Linked DNA regions of Homo sapiens: region 2 is linked to region 1. A link is a loop called in an ENCODE intact Hi-C map of the cell type or tissue named here. Cell type or tissue: PC-9. All regions are shown on one strand. Each heading gives the region's core, and the rest is flanking DNA. Links, peaks and the distances in the headings are about the cores only.

Region 1 (6,068 bases), core at 315-5,314:
AATGTGTCAACACCCACCCTCCCTTTTTCCTGTATTTTCCTTGGGAGTGAGGTGTGTTGTGCTTGGGATAGATGGAAGGGCTCTTAAGGACGGACTGAAGTTCGGCCCCAAGGAAACCAAGGCTGCTGGGGCCAGATTTGTTGATCATGCTCCCAGCCAGGAATGAGGGTGGGCCTGCTCTGGAGGGACAGCCCACCTTGCCTCTGAAGGCAGCCGGCACAGAACAGGCAGAGTGGAGTCAGGCTTCTCTGCTCTCCTCGTACCATCTGTGCGTACTGCTTCCCCCGTGCCTACCAGTACAGGTGGTTCCAGAGTAATCTTCCTCCTTTCTTTTCCTGCCACTGGCAGCCACAGAATGTTGGGACTAATTAATCTGATACCTCAGGATAATAAATCTCTTTGGTAGAAACAGCTTGCTAATGATAAATGATAGTTTTAATACTATACATGCACAATCTCATTTGATTCTTGCAACAACTCTGTGATGTAGCTAAGTTTTGTCTGTTACACTCTTTACAAAGGAGGAAACTGAGGCTCCATTCTGATCTAAACCTCCATCCTTTCTTGTCTGACATGCTGTGAGAATCTCAACTGATTGTCCAGGCAGTCTGGCCTCCCTTCAGTCTGTTCTCTGTACAGCGTGAGGGAAATCTTTAGTAATCCCATCTGATCACGCTATTCCCTGTTTAAACCCCTCCTTGAACTTATTCCTCTTCTCTTTCCCTTTCAGCTCTGCAGCTCTCCTCCCTCCTGTAATGCTTCCTCTGCCTGCAGTGTCATTCATCACCTGACTTTTAAAATCTTCGCTTATCCTCAGGTTGCGTATACTTTTCCTTTAGAGCTCTGATTATATCGTGTAGTTACATGTTTGTGATTATTGTCTGTTTATCTCACCAGCTTTTAAGCCCACAAGGGCAAAAAACATGTCTCCTTGGCCACTGCTTAGCAGAGTAAGCAATAAAGATTTGTTGAAAGGAGAAACTCAGGAAATTAAATGTCTTGTGAGAAGTAGTAAATGATATTTTTACTCGGATATAAGCTCCCTGAGGGCAGGATTTTTGGCGTCTTTTTTTCATTGCTATATCCCTGGCATCTTGAACAGTGCCTGGCATATAGCAGTAATATTTATTGAATATCAGTTGTGCTTGGATGTGATTCCGAAGATTTCTTATCCAAATCTAGGACTTTTTCTCTCATTGTGCCAAATCTATCTGAAGATGGGGATTAGTTTAGTTCTGATTCTGAATCAACTCATGGATGTAGCCAGGCCATGTTAGCCATCTAAGGGGAAGCTACTAATTTTTTCTTACTGGTTTTTAGCCTATTGCCAGACATCCATTTTGCCACAGTTTTTCTCTTAGATAGAGCAAGATTTCTCTCCTCACCTTAGGGAATATTGTACCCAACCAGATCCTTTTGAATATTGGTTTAGAACGTGATGGTTTTGAGGATTCATTTGGATGGGATTTTTTCAGCTAATCTTGGTCTTTACCTGTGCACTCTGTTGGGTCATGAGGGCATGTGGGGCAGTATGCTCAGTTTAATGGACTCAGAAATAAACCCAGGGGATCTCTGAAATTAGCAGAATTAGCAGCACATTTGTTTGCTTTTTTTTTAAACCCATTAAGTTCTAAGAATTTTCTTTTTTTTTTTTTTTTTGGGAGACGTAGTCTCGCTCTGTCACCCAGGCTGGAGTGCAGTGGCGCGATCTCAGCTCACTGCAAGCTCCGCCTCCTGGGTTCACGCCATTCTTCTGTCTCAGCCTCCCGAGTAGCTGGGACTACAGGTGCCTGCCACCGCGCCCGGCTAATTTTTTGTATTTTAAGTAGAAACGGGGTTTCACCATGTTAGCCAAGATGGTCTCGATCTCCTGACCTCGTGATCCACCCGCCTCGGCCTCCCAAAGTGCTGGGATTACAGGCGTGAGCCACCGCGCCCGGCCAAGTTCTCAGAATTTTCTTATGTTCATTGATGAATACTAAGTGTTCTTCAGTTCATCAAAGTTCACCTACCTTTTAAATGGAACATGTTGCTTTGAAATGTGGGGAAAATGACTATTATTCCAAATTGCTCTTTCATGATCTCAGAGTACCCTATTTATATTTCTACTTTTTTTTTAAATAAATACTTTAAGTTCTAGGGTACATGTGCACAATGTGCAGGTTTGTTACATAGGTATACATTAGGTATACATGTGCCATGTTGGTTTGCTGAAACCATTAACTCATCATTTACATTAGGTATTTCTACTTTTTTTTTTTTTTTAAGTGAAAGCAAGTTTATTAAGAAAGTAAAGGAATAAAGGAATGGCTACTCCATAGACAGAACCTATATTTCTTTCTTTCTTTTTTTCTTTTTTTTTTTTTTTTTGAGATGGAGTCTCACTCTGTTGTCCAGGCTGGAGTGCAGTGGCATAATCTCGGCTCATTGCAATTTCCCTCTCCTGGGTTCAAGTGATTCTCCTGCCTCAGCCTCCCGAGTAGCTGGGATTACAGGCACGTACCACCACGCCTGGCTAACTTTTGTATTTTTGGTTGAGCTGGAGTTTCGCCAGGTTGGCCAGGCTGGTCTTGAACTCCTGACCTCAGGTGTTCTGCCCAGCTCGGCCTCCCAAAGTGCTGGGATTACAGGCATGAGCCACTGTGCCCAGCCAGAACCCATATTTCTAAAGAAAGCATTTAGTTCATAAAGTCCAGAGATTCTTTGAGGTCAAAAAGTCAGGATTGGGAGTCCCTGATGTTTGCAGTCAGTGTGGTAGAACCTCACAGAAGAAAGAGGAGTTTGTATTTCGTTAGTTTTATCAAAGCTACAACTTTTCGGAAGCCTTCAGTCCATCCAGCATTCCAGGGAACTGATTCCTAAGTCGGGTGTTAAGGCACTGAGGTGTACAAGTTGTGGCCAAAACTGGAGTTCAGCTGAATGAGAATGACACACTTCCCTTTTGCTTCTCCTCTGCCTTGGGAATCTTTCACCACACTGGGGAGATTAGACAAAAACCTTCTGCAGTTTATTTTCTTTTTGAACAGTTACATTATGGAGAGACTTTTAAGCTAAAAGAAGAAAAGCTCCCTTTTTGTTACAAACAGCAGTGTGTAGTTTCAACTTGTCCAGGACTTCCTCAGAGATGTTTTAAGATCCGGTGTAAACTTGCTGTGGTTTGCCTTTGGGCATCAAACTGTTTAGCTTGGCTCTATTATATCTGTAATTGCTGCATTTTAATAATTGCCCAATATTCTTGTCAGCAATTTGCAGCCTATATTTTTAATGGAACCATTTGCCTTTCTTTTCCACAGGTTTGTTCAGACCTGGCTTAAGCCCCTGGATTAACGCAGCACAGACCCTCAGACCCACTGCAGCTGTGGGCAGGGTGACGCAAGCTCATTAAATATTCCCACAAGCCTCGTGCCGCTTACAGTTTATGTGCTTCATAAAATCCTCTGGGAAGTCATCTTCTTCTGAGATCTCCTTACAGGGATTTGCTTTATAAAAGTTGTCTTTAACATTTGCTGAAATAGCATATTGTTTCAGAGAGGTTTTTCCTTATCAAAATTATTATATAGGCAGGAGGCACTATAGTTCTTGTGAACCAATTCACTAATTTAGGGAATCTAATATTTCGAAGGGAAAAAAATAGAGACAGATCCTCTTTGTGGTGGTTGAATTTTTAAGTTAACGGAGAAGATTTCCATATGATCAGAGTTGATGTGGAATTATGGTGACAGAAATGTTCGACTTAGAGGGATAATAAGTCAGTTTAATGGCTCCCAAATTATCTCTATAATTTAGTCAGCTTTTGAGACAAGACCGTTGTGTCATTGATGACTTATGCCTCAACTTGACTGGTAATTTTGTTCTTTTAGTGAGTCCACTCTTTAGCTTATCTCCTTTTGACTGTTGTAATGTTTATTTTTCAGTAAACAAAAGATTGAACTGGATTTACAGTAGCTAAGAATTACATAAATAGCTATATCTTAATTTCTCCACTTTATTGGTATAAATAGCTCAAAGAGAATGGACAAGTAGTGATACAGTACAGTAATTGTAGCTAACATTTATTTGGTTGGTTGTTACGTGCTAGGGACTGTTCTAAGCATTGTGTATGTATATTAACTAACTGAATCCTCACAACAGCCTACCATACATTTCCTACCACAGGATATGTTCATTCAAGAAGAGTAAGCTGCCTAACATTACCATTTGGTAAGGGGCAGAGTGGATTCACACCCAGGCAGATTTTTAATCTTTATCATAATCCGTATGCTATTCATACTAGGATTTTAATCACTATCGTATATCAAGATTGAACCATAGTGGCCTCCTGCCTATATAATAATTTAGTTTCAAGACATATCTAAGAAATTCTTTTTGAAATTGGAACTTTACTGTTATTATTTCTGGATAGGTAATACTTGCACATGGTATTAATACAAAACCCAGAAGGGAATTCAGTGAAAAGCTTCTGCTCCCTCCCACCCCTGTCCTGCAGTCACCCTATTTCCCCCGTTCTCATAGGTAAAGTTACAATTGCAAAGAGCCATTTTAAATATCTCTCTTTGTCACTTGATGCAATAAATTAAGACCATTTAATTAAAAACTCATTTAAAATAATTTTTTTTGTACTGTTATCTACAAGCGCCCACATTGGCTTTGTCTCTGAAGGTAGCTATGGGCAACTCCTGTTGCGTGATATTTCCTGAGTGAGGATGACAAGGCCACAACCCCCAGGTGTGTGAGATGGCTCCCGGAAATGCCACCATTCTGCCTTTTCCAGGGCTTAGATCAGGGAGGGTCTTTGCACTTTTACCCATAACTTTTATTCTTGATGAGAAGGAACCATGCCTGGAGCATAGTAAATGCTCAGTACATGTTTGTTAATTGAACTTCTGTGAGTTGTGCCAGGCTCAGGGATAGAGGGCTGGAGAAATATACTTTGGAGTGTCTAAATCAGTGACCATTAGGGCCGTGTGAGGAATATTCAAGTTAGGCAAACCACCACAAAACTCTCATTGAAGACTCTGGATAGGAAAAGCTTAGAAAGAACCTTCTAGATCCTTGAGTCCAGTAACCAGATAGTCTCAGATGGGCTGAGAGACAGGGAAGACTTTTTTCCTGTTAAAATGTTGGCAAACAGTTGAAATAAGAACCTTGCCTTTTTATGTTTCTTTATTTTTTTCAGATTGATTCCTAGCACAACTTAATTTGATCCTTGTGATAACCCTGTTATTATAACATTAGATTGAGTCTCTAATCAGTGCTGGTTTTGTTTTCTTGCTGGCACTAGGGTTGCATGTATCAAGTGTCATTGATTACTTTGGTACCACAACTTAACTGGTGGTGTTATATTTCAGGTGCACCTTGATTTTCTTCTGTAGTTCTGAAAATTCTCTATAAAACCAAAGATTTAAAATGTCAAAAACAGGGCCGGGCGTGGTGGCTCACGCCTGTAATCCCAGCACTTTGGGAGGCTGAGGTGGGCAGATCACGAGGTCAGGAGTTCAAGACCAGCCTGGCCAACATGGTGAAACCCCATCTCTACTAAAAATACAAAAATTAGCCAGGCGTAGTGGCGCATGTCTGTAATCCCAGCTACTTGGGAGGCTGAGGCAGGAGAATCGCTTGAACCCAGGAGGCGGAGGTTGCAGTGAGCCAAGACTGCGCCACTGTGCTCCAGCTTGGCGACAGAGAGAGACTCTATCTCAAAAAAAAAAAAAAAAAGCCAATAACAAATATGTCATTTGCAAAAGTATTTGCTATAAAAATCTTTATTAGATAGTCACTGCCCTCAGTCTAGTTTGCTTGAGTGCTATTTTGCATCTTTTAAGATAAATTTCTTACATTACGCTTTTCAGAAATTCTCTGTTTAATTTTAGTGTCTGTTTGTTTATGAAGTTTCTTCATTAAGTTTTCTTATTGAAATTTGTTTTACAGGCAGTTTGAAAATTGCAAGGAGGGACTTTAAGACTACTTCTGATTTGCAAAGATTGTCTGTGCTCTGAGCAGGCTGAAGTGACTGGACGAGACGCACTGTTGGAGAAATAAAAATGACTTCCCATTATGTGATTGCCATC
Region 2 (6,068 bases), core at 420-5,419, 710 kb before region 1:
TTTATTCTTAGAGGATGCATGATGAAATATACGGTAGTAAAATGTCATGACACCTGCAATTTACATTCCAGTGGTTCAGGAAAAAAATCTGTGTGTGTGCACACATATGTACACATAGAGAGCAAAAGAACGAAAGCCCACGTAGCAAAATGGTAATTGGTGAATATAGCTGAAGGGTATATGGGTGTCATTGTACTATTATTTCTGCTCTTCTATAGATTTGAAAAGTTTGAAAACTAGGGGAAAATTTTGTAAGTTGTAAAATAATGGACTCGATGCTTTTATATTTGCCTCCTAGTCTGGGGCACTTTCTACTACTTCAGTTATGCATCTGATACACTAACTAGGTGTTAACTGATTAAATGCTCAAAAAATAAAATCACAACTTGTAAGCAACCTGTCCAATTGTGTAGTGTATTTTAAAACCTATGGCTCGAAACATAGCTTTTAAAATCTGCTGTCTTCCTACCTAAGAAAGTTTCCAAGATAGGGTAAGTTATAACCAATGTTAAAAACACAGATTTTTAAAAATTCATTTTTAGGACCTTATAAATTATGTATAGATTTATTTATAAACAGTTTATTGTATGTTTTAAAATGTTCCCCCACTCTGTTTATAGAAAAACAAGCACAAACAGATTAAAAAACAAGAATGGACTCTTAAGGATACCCTTTACAACTTCTCTTTAAAAATGAGCCTGACTAAATGTATGGATTTAAACATGCTTGAGATCCACTTCTTTTCTTTCTCTTACCTCCCCAGTGTTTTTCAATATTATACACTACTAAACCCCACCTTTATCCCAAACACTTGCTCAAAGCAACTTGACATTCTATTCGTCTCAGTTTTGCTGCACTATAACATGTTAAAACCATGCTACTTAGAACTGTAGAGAAAACCTTTCTCATTTTCTCTTCAATCTCTTAGGTTGATGCACCATCACATTTAATTGTTCAACTTTTTAAGTGGTATGTTGTAGTGCAGCTGATACAGGTGAAGACACCTCTGAATAAAATGCCCACTTTCTACTGTGGCCATATACACATTGCACAAATACATATTCACTTTTTATTTTCCTGTGGATTGCAGCATTTACTGATTTTTCAACAAACAGAATATGTGACACATCCTGGGCACATTCCATCTTGTCTTCATCCTTTCTCTAATTACAGCTCTCCATGATTGCAGGGATAAAACAAGTGAATGTGTGTGCGTAGGTCGTTATCAAACAATCCAGGTAATCAAACACCAGAATTACTGCTCTTGGTACAATATTCTTCTACATACTCTTATGTGTTATATTAGAAAACACAGCTTTTTACTATTACCTATATAATATATAGGTTAGAAAATAAGATTCATTGTTTCCATATTTATTGCCATGGTCTCTTTACAGATACAACACTTTTGAGTGCTAAAAGAATTATTTTGCTGGTCCCCAAATGTTTGGGTTTTCTTTGTTCCTTAGAATGATTATCTTAGTTTTCAGTGATGGAAGTCATATATGTGGAATTTTCTCAGATCCTAAATATTTTATTTAGTTCATCATCATATGTTACTAAACTTTAAAATAATATTTTCTGCTTGAGAGCTGGGTTAACCAAGAAGGGGATTTGAGTTCAAAATTGAACCAACCTCTGTAGACAGGGAACTGACCAGCTGAAAACTAACATGGAAATAATGTGAAGTGAAACTGATAGCAGAATTGAAAGAAATTAATTTAAGGACCCTTGACAGTTTTCCTCTATTTTTGTTTTTAGATATATTCACTCTGGAAATGTGGAGACCATTTGTAAATAAGTGTGTGAGCCTTGGTCATGGCCACATTTACCATGGTGGGGGTAGTTAAAGGAAATATTTATCTCTTTGTTATATGTAAACCTATACTAAAAATCTGTAATGAGATTAAACTTATAAAATAATATTTGAGATCCTCAGGAAATAGGATAAAAGCATTTATTATTAGCATATACATAGAATTTTGAATTTATGTTTTAAAAAATAGTTAATTTTCAAAGGTTATTCAAACCAGTACACTTCAAATGTAGGTCACTGGCTGTGTCAGAATCACTCTTTGTGTAGCTTTCAAAATACACTTATTTTCAAGTCCTGTTCCTAGATATTTAGAATTAGGAGGTCGGGGTGAGTTTCCTTAATCTGTATGTTTGTAAAACTCCTAAAGTGATACTTCTCTAATTATCTTTGGGGATCACTGTTTTAAATATTTTCTAGGGTATGTTGTTCATATTACTATATTCATTTCCTTAGCCATTTAAAAAATATTTATTAGGTAGTATGTTTTTGTTGCAGATAATAGAATATCCAGTTCAAACTGGCTTAAGTAATAAAGGGGATTTATTGGCTTATATAGCTAAAAAGTCTAGAAGTAGAATATGCTTCAGAAAAAGTTTGATTTGGGCTCCAACTTGCAACTAATCATGATTCTGAAGGCTCTGCTGTTTTTGTCATTTCTATCCTCAGGAGGTTTTCCTCATTATATTAAAATGGCTAACAGATGAGCTTTATATTCATATATCATAGTGTCCAGAATAAGAAGCTGTACTCTATAATTACCAGCAAAAGTTGTGAGTCACACTATTTGAACACCCCCGAACCCATCACTGTACAAAACAGATATGGTTATCCTGTTTGGTTTAGACTTGACCAGTCAGATCCTACCCATGGAGTTAGGGTGGTATCATTCCAATCCTATCACCACTACATAATGGGGGAGAGCATATAGATCTTGAAGTAATAATCACAAAACCTACTGTAAAATATTAAAGGGATAAACTAACGGAGCCTACTCTAAAGTAATCTTTGGGGGACTTATATCTTTTCATATATGTAAATGAAGTGCAGTGTAGACCAGTGTTTACTTTTTAGCAGATGATAGGAGGAAAGAGGGGATGAATTGTTTTTCATCAATAACTTTTCCTCCCAGTATTTTACTGTGAAAAATTTCAAACATAGAATTTGAAAGAATTGTACAGTGAACACCTATAAACCCACTATCTCCACTCTATTAATATTTTGGTATATTTTCTTTTTCTGTTGCTTTATCAGCTGTTCATCTTCCATTGTAGGGATCTTATTTTTTAATGCACTTCAAAGTTACTTTGTTATACTTTACCCCTAAACACTTAAATATGCATATCATTAATTGAGTTATTGATGACCATTTGATTAAGAACCTCATACATACAAAGCTCTCTTGGCTTAAGGCCTTAATATGAATCAGATTTGTATGGACGTTGTAATGGTAATTTCTGAAAGAATTATTCAAAGATAGAACCAAGAGTGAAATATGCATTTACACCTTTTACACATGTTATGTTATGCCCTCTTTATAAAGTTTCATTTGTGGTATATGACAAAACGTATGTATTTAAGGTCTCTTCAGTGAAAGTACGGAATACCAAAGTTGTTGATATGTTGGGCGTCTTTTTCTTTAAGTTTGTTACTTACCTAATTAGTTTTACTTAGGAAACCAGTTAACTGGCAATCTGTTGTTATCAGCTAGACCAAAAGAAAACCTCAAGAAAATGCAGGTTTCTGGTAAATTTATTAGTGTAGTTGACATTTTCCCACCTGCTTATCAGAAACAACCATGTGGACACTGTTTGAAAATAGAAAGTTATAAAAATACTTAGGAAAAAATTGTAAACATTAGATAATTGAATGAACTGTCCCAGAACTAAAATTAAATTGATACCCACTTAGAATATAGTAATTCATTGCTATGTCTTTTGGTATTGTAAATATAGTTACCCTGTTTTAACTTTTAAAGAGGATCCTAAAAGGCTTTGAATTAACAAGTTTAAATGAGAGCATAAAATGTAGAACATAAAAATCACAGACTTTTGATAAATGGTTATTGATACATTTTAATTTATTAAATAGCATTTAGGACATCTCACTTTTTACTTCTGTTTTTGGAATGTCAGCTATATTTCCTTAAGGCAGACTGTTGAATCAGAATATCCCATTCAGAGCTTTCTAACTGGTCCGTCACACTGGTGTGCCACTAATGTGTGACAAATAAGCTGAGATAGTAATTTTCTTGCCCAGGGGTTACTGCCATAGCCTGGAGCTGCTTAATCACCCTTTCTCTTTCCTCAGTTTATCTAGTGTGCCTTAGAAGTTGTTTTCTGAGTGTGTGTGCATGTGTTTATGTATGTGTGCCTCACCACAGAAGCAATGACTTAATGGTCATTATAGTCCAACTTTTTGTTTGTAAAAGTTTTGCGGAAGAAACCCAACATTAAGCTTTATTAAATTTTATTTAAATCTAAATAAGACAACTATATAATTGGATTTAATAAAAAATATAGTTTTCCTTTTTGAAATTCTTTTTTCCACAGTGAATAGAAGTTCAAGAAACACTTTTAAAGTTAAAAATATTCCATCTGTTTTATCATAAAGTTTCTTAGCTTCCCTGTTTTATCCATCTTTATTGTTGTAAAATTTCTTAGCTTCACTGTTTTTCATCAAATGCTATCTTTCCTCCAAAGAAATCAAAGTGCTATTACAAAGTTTTTAGCTAGACCCTACTAAGACCCACCTTTGGAAAAAACATCTTTGGAGTCACTTGGTAGCTTTTGTATAACAACTTTAATGATTTTTGTTTTACCAGAATTTTTTTTCATTGCAAGTTTCTCTGGAGGAAAGAATTGGTGTTAATTATTGTTACTAGTCATTCTACAGCCTTTCAAACCTAAAGTCTTTCTGCATTCTTGAACTTCTCTCTTACAATGTTAGAGGTTACCTTGGCCTTTGTCATCTTATTTGCCCTGAAAATATTATATTATCCCACATATTATTGCTATGAGATGTCCAAAATCCTCAAGAACTTTACCTTTATTAAGGACGAGATTCAAAGATACTTTTCTCCAAGTTGGATTCCATATTGCAAACATCTAACCTTTCTATCTCATCCAGACGGGTTTCTTCCTAGTAGTGGATTTCACTTTTCATCTAACCAACCAAGGGAGTGAGTATGACCTCATACCAAAATTAGGCCCCCCCTGCCCTCGCTCCCGCCAAAAAAAAAAAAAAACACCTAAAAGGACAGCTGAGCATATGTATCCAAATGGGTGATTCTTATCAAATTAGTCCCCCTTGGAAGTATATCAGTTTACTGACATGCTTACTCAGACACTTCTTATGTCACATATGGGATTTGGAGAATACCTCCTATGAGAATAATGATTTTGTTTCTTTTATATGAATGAGCATTCTTCCTCGTGTTTTTTTTCCCCTTATTTCTACATTCTTCCTGTTTCACTCACTCTCTTATTCTCTGTTTGATGTCATCCTTTTCCACTTTGAGGGTATACAGACAGAACTGACAATGGAGTAAGTCCAGAGCCAAGGAAAATCTTAGGGTGAGATAGTTATGAAACAGACTGAATTTTAATGGTGAGTTTATCTTTCTTATATTACTCTTTTGTTCTTATTCTGTGCCTTTGAAATATTTCTTTTTTTTTTTTTTTTTTTTTTTTTGAGATGGAGTCTCCCTCCATCGCCAGGCTGGAGTGCAGTGGCGCAATCTCGGCTCACTGCAACCTCCACCTCCCGGGTTCAAGCGATTCTCCTGCGTCAACCTCCTGAGTAGCTGGGATTACAGGCGCCTGCCACCATGCCTGGCTAGTTTTTGTATTTTTAGTAGAGACAGCGTTTCACCATGTTGGCCAGGATGGTCTCGATCTCTTGACCTCGTGATCCGCCTGCCTCGGCCTCCCAAAGTGCTGGGATTTCAGGCATGAGCCACCGCGCCTGGCCCAAAATATTTCATTTTAAAAATGGGTGATTAAAAACAAGAGGCAGACATAAGCGCATGTAAATGGTATTGGACAGCTTGTGTGTTTAATATGAGTCATTAGCTTAGTGCCGTTAATGCAAGTAGCTGTAGCATTTCATCTTCAATTCTTTATATATTGTAGTTCCCATTTAAATTATCAGAGGCTAAAATAAATATTAAAGTAAATACATAGACTTTTGTAACAAATCCAAGAAAGAAAATTTGCTTGATTCTTTGCATAAATCTCTATCTGCTTAATTGTTT

What was found. Hi-C counts contacts between places; a loop is a spot of excess contacts. Peaks named below come from ENCODE experiments on the same cell type or tissue, not always from the same donor. Only the 100,000 strongest peaks of a DNase experiment are listed, where the experiment ranks them.
Region 2: a loop joins it to region 1, with 13 times the contacts of the local background. A loop is called at or near these places in 1 of 110 quality-filtered maps.

What each region holds. Positions count from the first base shown.
Region 1 is chr1:91,861,505-91,867,572 of GRCh38, reverse strand. It overlaps TGFBR3 (transforming growth factor beta receptor 3), which reads left to right. Exons shown (of 17, transcript NM_003243.5): 2 at 5,929-6,068. The coding sequence starts at 6,042. Among named protein-coding and RNA genes, the nearest start is that of TGFBR3, 22 kb to the left of the region's middle. In PC-9, for the core only: no CTCF peak of the experiment used is centred there; DNase peaks (open chromatin) are centred at 2,842 and 3,142; H3K4me3 peaks cover 1,044 bases; H3K27ac peaks cover 1,017 bases.
Region 2 is chr1:92,569,291-92,575,358 of GRCh38, reverse strand. All of the region lies in intron 18 of EVI5 (ecotropic viral integration site 5), which reads left to right. It also overlaps the pseudogene LOC107985727. Among named protein-coding and RNA genes, the nearest start is that of GFI1, 85 kb to the right of the region's middle. In PC-9, for the core only: no CTCF peak of the experiment used is centred there; no DNase peak of the experiment used is centred there; H3K27ac peaks cover 74 bases.